Regions from separate parts of the Mus musculus genome. Here region 1 is linked to region 2. Evidence: chromatin contacts called from ENCODE POLR2A ChIA-PET data. All regions are on one chromosome and are shown on one strand. The core of a region is the stretch at or near the end of the contact, and the rest is flanking DNA. Distances in the headings are between cores, read along the strand shown. Region 1 overlaps C87436 (expressed sequence C87436). Region 2 holds the start of 4933423K11Rik (a long non-coding RNA gene).

Evidence for each region. ChIA-PET counts read pairs that join two places held with the same protein, here RNA polymerase II (POLR2A).
Region 1: POLR2A ChIA-PET joins it to region 2 with 11 read pairs in embryonic stem cell. The contact joins the enhancer-like site here to the promoter of 4933423K11Rik in region 2. POLR2A ChIA-PET finds 5 or more read pairs at or near these places in 2 of 5 experiments (Patski and embryonic stem cell).

Annotation. Positions count from the first base shown.
Region 1 is chr6:86,466,682-86,473,585 of GRCm38, reverse strand. It overlaps C87436 (expressed sequence C87436), which reads right to left. Exons shown (of 10, transcript NM_001364557.1): 10 at 3,198-3,840. The coding sequence ends at 3,632. A430078I02Rik (RIKEN cDNA A430078I02 gene) reads left to right here. Exons shown (of 3, transcript NR_131126.1): 2 at 685-793; 3 at 1,097-3,309. Among named protein-coding and RNA genes, the nearest start is that of A430078I02Rik, 11 kb to the left of the region's middle. Within about 2 kb of position 2,010, at least 1 of the 3 ENCODE cell types and tissues checked has a DNase peak (open chromatin) inside an H3K27ac peak, as active enhancers do.
Region 2 is chr6:85,372,866-85,379,435 of GRCm38, reverse strand. 4933423K11Rik (a long non-coding RNA gene) reads right to left here and starts at 4,582. Exons shown (of 4, transcript XR_869208.2): 1 at 4,214-4,582; 2 at 1,879-1,945. Rab11fip5 (RAB11 family interacting protein 5 (class I)) reads left to right here and starts at 4,802. Exons shown (of 6, transcript NM_001003955.2): 1 at 4,802-5,338. The coding sequence starts at 4,908.

The DNA of each region.
Region 1 (6,904 bases), core at 761-3,260, 1.1 Mb before region 2:
GACCCCGATAAATACGCTAATACAGAGTCCTTCTATTATTAGCCCACCCTGCTGAAGGCCATGAAGGAAGGACTGCTTCCCCTCTGGGTTCTTACTTTTTATTATACCTCAAATGCTGTCTTTCATCTGAAGCCCAAGGTAGCCTTGTCCTAATAAACAGGACAGGAGTGACCAAAGGAGACCATGGCGGGCAGGCAGGCAGGCCGGGCGGCCGCAGCATCCCTTACACCCTCCAGGAGGAGCTGGATACTCACTCTGCACAAGGCCCAAACCCTAATAAGAGCTGGAGAAGTAGCCATAGTTCAACTCTGTCCCTACTAAGGGGACAGGGAATCCATTTTTCTCAGCTCAGATGATGGTTCCCAGACCTCAGCTTCTTATTCCATTCTTTCTGGAAGTCAGGGACTGTGGGGCAAAAGGGTACCTCAAGGTCACTCGTCAGTGCTGTGCCGCCAGTGACAAAGAATTAGACTGGTGTTCGGGTAAACTCTGGTACCCACCTTGAGTTCTGAAGCAGGTCCCATTTCTAACCCCTTTGCCACCCAGAGGGCTCGAGGCTTACTGGGGCGGTAAAGAGGAAAATCTTCTATTAACAGTCAGGGAACAGAACACAAAACCTTCCCGGGTTTGGTTAAGGTTAGGGACTACCAAGTCTTTTGAGGTACCATTCCTTTTGTTCCTGAGGTGATTGATGGTGGTTAAAGGAGGCAGAACGTGGCTGCCCTGGAGGAAGGTCTACTGCGGGAAGGAGCCACAGACACCTTGGAGGCCTCAAGAGCTGTGCTAGTGTAAGGTGCGTTGGAGGGGAAAGGAGGGCAGGCTTTCTAAGTCCCTCCTACTATCTCCTCCTTTCTCTCCCACCCCTCCTTCTCGCCTCTCCCCTTAAACAATCCCCTCCCCCAACTCTTCCGGCCTTCCCCTCGTCTCCACACTTCCTTCCTTCCCGGCTCTCCCCTACCCCCTCTCCGCACCCCCTTCCCATCTTCAGCCACTTTCCTCTACCCCCCACCTCTTTTACATCTTCCACCCCTTCCTACTCCCTTCGGCCCTTCTCCCCTACCCATCCCCCTCGTCTCCCTTGTCTCCTCCCCTCCAGCTCGACACTCGGCGGTCGCCACGTCCCCAGCCCCGCCCACGCGAGCTCGCAGGGAACCCCGGTGACGTCACCACCCGCAGCGCCCTCCTTCCCGCGCTCTCCAGAAAGGACGCGAAGGTGGTGACGTGTCCGGAGCGCCAGCGCGGCTGTGCACAAAGCGCGTGACCAACCTGCGGCGCCGCCTGGCGGAAGAACAGTGGCGGTGTGGCTGGAAGCGACGTGCGGCGGCAGCGTGGTGACGTCACCTCGCGGGGCCACGTGACCGCGTGCTGTTCCGGCTTCTCCCCTCTACCGGTGTGGGCAGAAACGTGGCTTCTTTACTTGCTCTACTTGGTCTCCTGAAACTGCCTGGCTGCTTGGTCGCGCTGCGGGTCATGGGAAGTTTGAGGATCATACTCATTCTCTGCCCTTGTCATTAACCGAAATTGTGTCTCAGGATGGGCCAGAAAGCACCATCTTCAGCCACATCAGCAGATCGCATGTGATGCTCTGTGTCATTATGCAGACGTGGAGTTTACGAACTAGTCCAGAGTATCCCGAGTATCCCGAGTCATTCAGGAGCGCAGTCCAGGCCTCAGCCATAGCTGCTGGACCCACACCAAGCCGTAGAAGGGAAGGCAGGAAGGAAGTCACAAATCCTTTTGGGAACCAACCTTGTTATTTGAAAGGCAGTTTTTCACATAGCACTTCGTACAGTGTCAGGGTGCTTCCTAGAAATGCAGGTCTTGGACCTTGCCTTAAAGCTTACAATTCAGATAGACACTTTTGTTGACACGGGGTCTCACCTTGGCTGACCTGGTTCTATGTAGACAAGGTTGCCCTTGAAGGTGTGCACCATAGTGACCAGCTAGAATATACATTTCAACAAGATCCCAGAGTGAGTCCTATAAGTACTGGTTTGACAGATTACTGTGCATCAAGCCCTACCGTGAAAATGGTAATATCAAAGTCACAGGCCTGCCCCAAGTTAAGCCCCAACTGAATGGACAGTTGGCTAGAACTGTCCCAAGGGCTTGTATGGCCTGGCCACACCCCATTTCCACAAGGTGCTTGTCCAGCCTTTACTGTAAACACAAGGCACCCCCCCCCCCCTCCAAGCAGGTTGGAGCTGGGTGTTTCGTCATTTACAATTAAAACAGAGTTATCAGTTATAAGACATTCCTATCAAGGGGCTGGAGAGATAGATGGTACAGCAGTTAGGAGTATTGGCTGCTCTTCCAGGGGACCTAGGTTCCCAGCACCTACATGATGGTTCACAATCCTCCCTAACTTCAGTTGCAGGCGCTCCAACAACCTTTCCTGATTTCCCAAGGCACCAGGCACCCATGTGTTCATATATACATGTTGGCAAAGCATGAGAGAGAGAGAAAAAAAACCCCTGCATATCAAACCAATGTATTTCAAGTTGAAAGAATATATACGTAGAAGTAAACTAAACATAATTTTAGTACTGTGTAGAACTCAATCTGTAGCCCCAGTGAGACTTCAGGAAGAGTAATTCCTAGAACCCAGGGAAAAATGAAGACTCAGTGGGAAAACTGACTGGCATGATAGTGTAAAGGGAAGTCATGGCAGGTGTGTAGAAAATGCTTCCTCCTCTCCTAGAAGGCAAATCTTCACTTCCTCCACCATCTTAGTTCTAGGATGAGTGAACCTAGAACTTTTGAATTTTATCAGCTGCTTTTAAAAAACAAAAAAAAAAAACAGGTTCTCACTTTGTAGTTCTTGCTGTCCTAGAACTCACTGTATAGATCAGGCTGGCCTCAAACTCAGAGATCTGTCTGCCTCTGCCTCCCGAGTGCTCAGCTGCTCTTAATTTTGAATAATAATAATGATAAAATAATAACAATAAATTTAAAAATGCCTTTAATCCCAGAACTTGGGAGGTAGAGGCAGATGAATTTCTTGAGTTCTAGGCCAGCCTGGTCTACTGAGTTCCAGGACAGCCAGGGCTACACAGAGAAACCTTGTTGTGTGGGGTGGGTGGGTGGAGGTGGTGGTGAATATGTGTTGCTGATCCCCTGGCACTGCCTACTTTCCTGTTGACAAGATAAATTCTCCCACAGGTTCTAATTGTAAAATCATGACATCAATGGCACCATTTGGAAAAACTAGTGACACTGTACTTTATTTTGTTATCAGAATAAAGAGTGATTGGAGCTCTTGGGCAGAGAGAGAGGACCCTGCTCGGCCCAGGGCATCGTTAACTTTCCAACACTGTTGGCTAAGATCCAGTGCTGTGACTTTTGGAGAATTACAGAAAAACAAGCTGCAGGTGAATCCATGAGAAGCCAGTGAGCTGGATTTTTGTTGTTTCTTCTAAAACTCTGGTCAGAAATAAGTGCCCGACTTGTATGAAGACTGTACACACAAGGCTATTTACAAGAGTTTCTTCTACAGAACACACATGGATGGGCTGAGTAACTGCATCTTAGCCAAGTGTGGTTCGTTAGCAGGGATCGTATAAGTGCTACTAGGATTTATAGTCCTCAGGGATTGGGATGTGCAAACTCTGCAAAATACTCTTGATTTGCCTCAAGGGAAAGTGATAGTAGTCAGAGGGGCCAGCTCCAAAGGTTGGTCCATGGGTGGCCTTGGGTCCTGGTAGTCAGCCACATGTCCATTCCGGTGGTGACCATACTCAAACTTGATTCGAAGCTCACCAATCTTGGACTGTGGGAGGATATCTGGGATCCACTCAATGATAAAGGGCGTTGGCTCCTTTTGATCTGGGGAAGTGTTACCTACAGAGTGAAAGGGGGAGGCCGGTTAGTATGAGTCAACTTATTCCCTTCTTTGTTTTGGCTTTTATGGTTTTTTAGACAGGGTCTTCACTGGAGCTCAGGATGTACTCATATTTACTGTGTAGTAGATAATAACTCTAGATGTGGCTGGCAAGATGGTTCAATGTAAAGGCACTGGGAACACAAGCCTGGAGACCTGAGTAAAATCTCCTGAACCTACAGAAGGTTGGCCAGAAAGATCCACCTCCCAGTTGTCCTCCGAGCTACGCATTCATGCTGTGGCACACACAACTCCTTTACTATGACAACAGAGTTAAGAACAATTCAGGTTTTACTGGTGTTGAAGGCTAGACTCACAGCTGGATTTGAAATGAAATGACTGCCCTTTGCCAGATAAAATGGAGAGTTTAGCTGGGCACTGCATATGCCAGGGTACCCAGCTCCTGCGATCTGGAGGTGGACTGAGGGTTCAAGTCCATTCTGCAAAGGCAAACAAAACCCAAACAAACAAAACAAAAAATAAAAAGGAAGTCTTGGGGCCTGGAGAGAAGAAGGCTCAGTGGTTAAGAGCACTGGCTGTTCTTTCAGAGGTTCTGAGTTCAAATCCCAGCAACCACATGGTGGCTCACATTCATCTGTAATGGGATCTGATGCCCTCTTCTCTTATGACTGAAGACAGCTACAGTGTACTCATATGCATTAAACAAACAAACAAATAAATCTTTTTTTAAAAGGAAGTCTTTCAGGAGAAAAAGCTTTTTTAAAAAAAAGTCACCTAGGGGCTGGAGAGCTGGCTGAGTGACTGATGAGCAGTGTCTGCTGCTTCTGTAGGACCTGTTTCCCAGCAGCTTCAGTGGCTCTCAACCACTTAACAGCTCCAGCTCCCAGGGAACCATTGATGGCAACTGAGCACACAGAAATACAAACCACCCTTTAAACACAACTAAATGTAAAACAAGCCGGGCGGTGGTGACGCATGCCTTTAATTCCAGCACTTGGGAGGCAGAGGCAGGAGGATTTCTGAGTTCGAGGCCAGCCTGGTCTACAAAGTGAGTTCCAGGACAGCCAGGGTTACACAGAGAAACCCTGTCTTGAAACAAACAAACAAACAAACAACAGAAAAACCAAAACCAAACAAACAAAAATGCAAAACAAAGAGAAAGAAAGACAAAATACCCTGACAGTAATGCATATATAGTCTTTACTCTTGATTTTATTCCCAAACAGGCGGCCTTTCTTAGCCCCATCCCTTCACTCTGTCAGCTATTCCCTTCTCACAGTGGTCAGGAAGGAAGCACTCCCAAGATGAACCTGAGGTTTGTGACATGGGGCTGCAGAGTTGTGTGTGTCAAGGTACTGTCCGGCTCATTTGGCAGACATTACAGCTTCCATTTCAAGATACAGAGCTGCTAGGACTTCACTTAAATGTCAGTGAAAATAGAAAATTCCGGAAGCTCAACTGATGACTGAAAAAGCATGGTTGAAGCTGACTAACAAAGTCAGAACTCTCAGGAAGATGCAGTTTGCGTGAGGACAGCTATAGAAGAACATAGAAATCCACATGCTTGGAATCTGAGTTCTGTAAACCCCCTGTACTGGCTGGTTTTGTGTGTCAACCTGACACAAGCTGGAGTTATCACCGAGAAAGGAGCCTCCCTTGAGGAAATGCCTCATAAGATCTGGCTGTAAGGCATTTTCCCAATTAGTGATCAAGGGGGAAGGGCCCATTGTGGATGGTGCCATCCCTGGGCTGGTAGTCCTGGGTTCTATAAAAAAGCAAGCTGAGCAACCAGGGGAAGCAATCCAGAAAGTAACATCCCACCGTGGCCTCTGCATCAGCTCCTGCTTCCTGACCTGCTTGAGTTCCAGTCCTGATTTACTGTGGTGATGAACAGCAGTATGGAAGTATAAGCTGAATAAATCCTTTCCTCCCCAACTTGCTTCTTGGTCATGATGTTTGTTCAGGAATAGAAACAACCACATGGTGCGCCACCACGCCCCGCTTGTTGCACATTCTTAACAGAGGTTTTCCAAAATTCTAATGCAGAACATTTATTCTCTTCAGCTTTAACTAAGAAACCAAGACTGGGCTTAGTAGCCCATGCCTGTAATCCAGCACTTTTTGGATGCCGAGGCAGGTGAATCTCTGTGAGCTGGAGGCTAGCCTGGCCTACATAGCAAGTTCTAGGCCAGGGTTACACAGTGAGACCCTGTCACAAGCAATGCTGAAAAAGAAACAAACAGAAGAGGGCCAACAAGGTGCTTTAGGGGCTAAGGGCACTTTCAGGGAGCCCTTGGTGGTAGGAGAGAAGCAACTTTTGTGAGCTGTCCTCTATCCATGTCCCACAGTACTCTCTATCCCATGTCCCACAGTACTCTCTATCCCATGTCCCACAGTACTCTCTATCCCATCCCCACATATATTAAATGCAAGGAAAGTAAATTAGAAACAAGTGCCTGGTATTAACTGCCCGGGTGGAACCTGTACCAACCAGAGAATAAGTAGCCCTGATGGGGTTGAAAAAGGAAAGAAGTAGGGGAATGAAAGGAAGAACAGGGCACTGCTGTAACTTCAGAAGAGAACTTCAGGGGCCAGTGAGGTGGCTAGGTTAAAGGCACTTGCTTCCAAGCCGAATGACCTGACCCTCATGGTGCAAGGAGAACCAACTCCCACAGATTGCCCTCTGACCTCTCTCTACATGCCCACTGTGAAACGCACAGCCCTCCCCCACTGCTGGCTTTGATACAGAGCAGCATAACCAGTGACAGCAGGCAGCACTGGGGAGGGAGATTGGCAAGAGGGGTGACACAGACATAAAGTCAAATCTGCAAGGTTCCATGGTACAGCCCAAACCCCACCCACCATGCACTGCAGTACTGGCTGAAGAGGACACAACCTAATGGTGTTTCCTATCAGGAACAAAAACACAAGGAAGCATGTTTTATTTTTGAGACAGGGTTTTGGTAACCTTGGTTGCCTGGAACTCACAAGTCTGCCTGCCTCTGCCATCTGAATGCATCTGATTAAAAGCAAGTCCCACCTCATCTGACTTAGTAAAAGTGT
Region 2 (6,570 bases), core at 3,333-5,832:
CCAGGCCAGCCTGGGCAACAGAGTAAAACTGTTTGGAAAAAGAAAACAACAACCAATCAGCCAATCAACAAACCAAGAAAAAGCAATCACCCTGTGTAAACCGTAGCAGTGCAGAGCCAGGAACACTTGGATGACGTAGTTTGTCCTTATTTCCAAGCATTTACTGATAACTTGACAACACAGACTTTTTTTTTTTTAATAGTCCATTTCTATTGAGATATGCTTCTGGCTCCACTGCCCCTGCTCAAGGCACCGAGAGCTCTTCCTGGTTGGTACCTTTGTTTTTCTGGCATCCGTCACACCTTTGCTCCCGAGGACATCCTTATTTTCCACTATTGCAAAACAATTCAGGCTCATCCTGTTTTCACCCCCCTAGGATGGGTGATTCCTCTGTGCCCGCCCTGGGTGTGCTGCGAGGTCTCAACTCCTAATCTAGTGGAAGAGGCACCATGCCTCTTTCTGTATCTGGAGGGCCGCCTCTAGCCAGGCCACAGACAGCAAGTTGGCCGACTCTTTTCTCCTAGGGCCTCGGGCCTCACCAGGTGAGCTCGGCCAGGTTTCACTGCTCACATAGGGCTGCCTTGGGCCAGCAGGAAGCCTCAACTTGCCAACTGCTCGGGTCAGGGCAGGAGGAAGGAGGGCAGGGAGTAGGAGTAGTACATCTGGGTTCCCTTTGCCCTTTCCTGGAGTCTTCCTGTTGGGGGTGGGGGTGGGGCGGTGGTGGTAGGGGGAGGAAGAGGGCAGCTCGCTTAGAGAGCCAGCCAACATGAGACAGACTCTTAATGGAGCATGGCAAACTCAAGGTAGTTGAAGGTTAATAAAGTTTTCATTTAAAACGGAATCTACTGTTAAAATGGAAACTTCAAGGAGAGAGAGAGAGAGAGAGAGAGAGAGAGAGAGATTGAGAGAGAGAGAGGGAGAGATCCTGGGTTCAGTTTGGGGAGTGCAATGGAGACTGGGCAAGTCTGCTAACCTTTTCAATCCTCAGCTCCTCTCCAGCACCATGTCCACCTGCGCGCTGCCACGCTCCCTACCGAGCTGATAAAGGATAACCCTCTGCAACTATAGCAAGCCCCAGATAAATGCGTTCTTTTGTCAGAGTTGCCTTGGTCGTGGTGTTTCTTCTGCAATAGGACATGGCGTAAAACGCCTGGGACACGGGATCTTACTCAAATGATTAAAACCGACAGAAGTTTGTAGCGTCTAGATGGCTGACCAGCCAGCGTGAGGGCAGAGTGCTGCAGGCAATAAAATGGCTGAGACTCTTATTTCAGTTTGCAGTCTTCCAGTTGGTGACTTCAGAGAAATGGCCTAGGCTCTCTGCTTGGGTTTCCTCATCAGTGACCAGAGGGCAGCAGAAGCACTTATCTCAGTCACGTGGTTGTCTGGGGTGGGGGTGGGCAAAGGAGCTAACACAGACCATAAACAGTAGAGTCAAACCCCTCAGGTTTAACCTTTACTCTCTAGGGCCCTCAAATTATATGCAGATATAGTGTAAAGATTAGAAAGACAAATTGCTAGTAGTGTTGATTTCTGGCCGGTGCTTTTTCTATTTTCTTTTCTGTATTTTTCAAATAACAATTTTTTTTTTTTTATGGAGACAAGGTCTCTTGTACCTTAGGTTGGACTTACATTCAGTGTGTAGCCAAGGATAACCTCTTCTGATCCTCCGTCTCCTATCTCTGAAGTGCCAGGAATAAAGGAGTGTTCTCCCACACCTAGCTTATGTGGTGTTAGAGATGGAATCTAGAGCCTTAGTTGTGACACAAAGCTTCTACCTCATTGCCAACAGTGGAGATGACCCTGATTTGAATCCCCACACCCCACATAAAGCTGGGTGTGGTACAAAGCACATATTTGTACTCCCAGTGTTCTTACTTCAGAGATGAAAGGTGAAGAAAGAATTCCGGGAAGCTCGAGGGCCAGCATTCTTGGTGTAGTCAGTCTAGGAGAAAACAACAAAGAGACTCTATCTAAAATGTGATGGAGATCACACACCCTACTGTGGGAGACTGACCAGATGGGCTGTAGTGGAGTGCTCCCAAGAGTCTCCTTTGTCTGGTATGCAGACTTCCCCCTTTTGAGTTCCCAGTGGAGGATGTGGCCTGGTAAGTAGAGATTTGGGCACTACATAAGAAAGAAAGGCTAGCCCTGTGAACCACCCAATAAAGGAAGGCCAGTAGTAGAACTAATAAGACCGAGGATGGAGAGTGGGTGTGAGCCAGATAAAGTCTGTATCTACCTTAGCAGGAAGGCACTAGATAATGGCCAGCACCAAATTTAGATATAGCCACAGAAGCAATTTATACATCGAGGTGGAGTCAACCCCAAGGTTTGGAAACACCAATAGCTTTAGGAGGTATATCCTCAGAGGTGTGTGGCTCAGTTATCGAGCCAGAGTGAGACCCTGGGGCTTCTCTCTGGAATACAACTGGAGTTGCTGGCAGGAAACAAAAATAAGAATTGAAGATAGGCGTGGTGGTGCTGATCTGGAGTCCCAGAACTCTGAAGGGAAAGTTAGGAGGGCTCGGGAGTTCAAAGCCAATTTATGGTGATTTCAAGGCCAGCCTGTGCTACAAAGACCCTATCTCAAAATTAAGTTACTAAAGGGCCTGGAATAGTGGAGAATACCTTTAATAGCAGCACTTGGGAGGCAGAGGGAGGACGATGCTTCTTGTGAGTTTGAGGCCAGCCAGTGTTACACGGTTAGACCCCGTCTCAAATAGAAAATTTAAAGTAAGTATAATCAGATAGGAAAGCTCAGTAGGTAGAGCAGGTAGCTGCCACAGAGCCTAATGACCTCAGGTGATCCAGTGAGAACTGAGGCCCAAGGATTGTTCTCTGACACCTTCTGCCCCCCGCAGAGACAGACAGACAGAAAGACAGACAGAATAAAGTAAAAGATATACCCCAGGATCTAGGAAGGGAGGACTTTTGAATTCTCTTTCTTCTCCCCTTCCGATGTTTTTAAAGTTTTATTATTATATTTGGTGTGAGAGAGTGTGCTACGGTGTACTTGTGGAGGTCTGAGAACAACTTGCTGGAATTAGCTCTCTCCTATCACGTGAGTCCTGAGGAGGATCGAACTCAAGTTGTCAGGTTTAGTGGCAATGAAGACACCTTGTTGCCTACTGTTTTGTTTTTGTCCTGAGTATATATGCATACATTATTAAAAAATATTCTAAGCCAGGCAGTGGTGATGCATGGCTTTAATCCCAACCCTTGGGAGGCAGAGGCAGGTGGATCTCTGTGAGTTCAAGGCCAGCCTGATTTACAAAGAGAGTTCCACAACATCCAAGGTTACACAGAGAGGCTCTGTCTTGAAAATTGAAAAAAAAAATCTAATTTAAGGGTAGGCTCTGAAAGTTAACAGAAAAAAGTAAAGGCTCACCATGTAGCCCAGGCTGGCCTTGAATTTGCCTTCAGAGTCCTGGGATTATAGGCTGTGCTACAACAGCTTCTTTGTTATGCATCTTAGGTAAATTTATCTAACCTATAATTCTGCCTTCTGGGAAACCAAATTCACATATAGGGTGGCTCTGAAGAATGAGTGAGGTCATGCACAGAAAGCTCATGAGTCAGTTGTTGGCCGACTCTTGCTGAAATTCAGCATCCATAATTATTAACCATTATCTTAATAATGAAACAAGTGTGCTGGCAGTTCTCAGAACACAACACACAGTAGGCAAGTATGAATGGATTTAGAGGTGGAAGATTAGTCCTGTGGTAGAATGCTTGTCTACTACCAACAAGGCCCTGTTTGCCTTGTTTGTATATAAGGCTAATGTTTTAGCTAGCCTGGAACTCACTATGTAGACCAGGCTGGTCTCAAACTCAAAAAGATCTTTCCTCCTCTGCCTCCCAAGTGGAAGTGCTGGGATTAAAGGTGAGCACTACTACACCTGGCCACACAAAAGTTTTAAAACCAGTGGGCACGCCTTTAATCCCAGCACTCAGTGGAGGCAGGAATTTAACAATTCGAGCCGTAATCTACATAGCAGGTTCCAGGAGAGCCAGAAGAGACTCCGTTTCCAAAAAAAAAAAAAAAAAAAAAAAAGGGAGTGGGGGAAAAATCAAAGCAGAAAAAGATTGTTTTAAGTCCCACTCCAGTGATTTCCCAGCGGCGGCTCTAGGTCATCACATATATGTAGAGAGTTGAAAATGGGAGCGCATGTGCGATTTAGGGGGTCTCTAGAGTAGGCATCTTATCTACCCTCAAATCCACGCCGAGCAGAATGGATCTTCGAAGCAGCGAGGGCTTTCAGGAGTACAGGAGCTTGCAGAAAACCCTGACACTGTCCAGGTAGAGCGCGGTGGATAGTTATGCAGAGAGGTTCGGCTCTCTAGCTTGGAGTCGCTGCCTAAACGGGGCGGGGCCATGGTGGTAACCACGCCCACCTCTCTGCAGAGGCTGCAAGCGGCCTTCGTCCCTAGCCCCCTCCATTTCTTCCTTTGCAGTTCCGCACTGTGCACAAGCGAATCCGGTCGTGATTAAGGCATGGCCAGATCTCAATCCTCTCCCCCAACACACGCAGAGGCCGCGCCCTTCTGCACCGGTCACCTTTTAGAAGAGCAGCGGGAGCTTGAGGTTCCCCCAGAGGGGCTGGGCCAGTGAGAAAGCCCCGCCCACATCTTTGCAGAGGCCGCGCCCCTCTCTGGGTTTCTTTAGCTCTTAGGCAGCTATATGCTGGTGGAACTGGGGGCGGGGCCTGGCCTGGGCCTAGGCGGGGCGTGACGTCGCGGGGCGGCCGGCCGCCCGGGAGGCGGGGCGGCGGGGAGGCGGCGGCCCGCTTGGCCCAGGCCAGCCCGCAGCTGCGGCGGTCGGTGCGCTGCAGGCGGCGCGGGGGAGCCGGCTCCTGACAGCATCCCGCGGCTGCCACGTCTGTCACTCTGTCCCAGGGTCCGCCATGGCTCTGGTGCGGGACCCTGAGCCGGCGGCCGGATCCTCCCGCTGGCTGCCCACGCATGTCCAGGTGACCGTGCTGCGGGCCAGCGGGTTGAGGGGCAAGAGCTCGGGCGCCGGCAGCACCAGCGACGCGTACACGGTGATCCAGGTGGGCCGAGAGAAGTACAGCACCTCGGTAGTGGAGAAGACGCAAGGCTGCCCGGAATGGTGCGAAGAGTGTTCGTTCGAGCTACCGCCTGGAGCCCTGGACGGCCTGCTGCGGGCACAGGAGGCAGATGCGGGCCCTGCGCCCTGGGCCTCCGGCCCCAACGCCGCCTGCGAGCTCGTGCTCACCACCATGCATCGCTCACTCATCGGCGTGGACAAGTTTCTGGGCCGGGCAACCGTAGCTCTGGACGAGGTCTTCCGCGCAGGCCGCGCCCAGCACACGCAGTGAGTCTGGGGCGCTGGGAGCAGGGACAAAAACGGTTGAAGGCCTAACCGGGCGGGGCTGGTTGGGACGTCTGGACCCGGTCCTCCCACTCAAGGACACAAACCCGTATACTGTTTGTTACTTCTCATTCAGCCTTCTGCCCTCCCCAATTCCCCCTGACTGTCTCCCCAGCAGCCTGGTGGGCCTGGAAGGCCTGATGGAGTTGGTGTAGTGACCAAGCGTTGGCAGTACATGGCCAAGGAAAGTTCGGAATGGGATTCTGAGGCTGTGGGAATTCAAGAAGGGAAATTTAAAGACTTCAGGGTCTGCCTTCTTTTCCTCAAAGAGGTGACTAGCCTGTAGGTAGTGGAGAGGAAGTCTCACCTTGTAGAAGCAGGAAGGTGAGGTGTTATCTTCCAAGGCAAGATTGAAGGGAGACACCCCAGCCTTCCCAGGGGTTACACAGGACACTTGGCCTTTGAACGTTCAGGGATACACCTCACCGTATAGACGTACTCTGTGACTCTGTCTTAGGGTACCAGGACTGAGAGCATTGGCCCACCTCGGAGTAAAGAAGGGTACATTTGAATCAGCTTGGGTCAGTGGGACAGTGGTTATAATGCCCTCAGTTCTCCGGATTATTTTCTCTAGAAAGGATAGGAAAAGTTCTTATTGTTTTGTTTTGTTTCGAGACAGGGTCTTTCTACGTAGCGCTGTCTGTCCTGGAACATGCTATGTAGACCTGGCTGCCTTTGAACTCAGAGATTCTACTGTCTCTGCCTCCCCAATGCTGGGTTCAAAGGCCAGAGACACCAAAGCCTGGGAAGGGTAGGAGGTTAAACATTTATTTTGTCAGAGTGTGTCCTTTGTAGGGTTAAGATCAAAACCTAAGATTTGTCTTTGCTGTGGTGGCACACACCTTTAACGCCATCATTTGAGAGACAGAGCTGTGTGTATTTCTGTATTCCAGGCCAGCCAGGCTACACAGAGAAACCCTGCCTTGAAGACCAAACCAAATAAACAAAATAAAAGACCTAAGACTTGGATCACCTTTTCCTGTTTGGGCCAGGGACCATGTAGAAGTCAGTCCCCAGGGCTGACCACCTGCTGTGGCTTGCTTGGGCCAGTTAATTTCTAAGCCTCCTGGGTGGGGTCCCAGAGAATGGGTGCAGAGTGGTGTCCCTCCGTAGGAGAACTGCTAGGCAAGGTTTGCTGGTTTTGAGTAAGTCAAAGAAGGCTTGCTGGAGAGGGA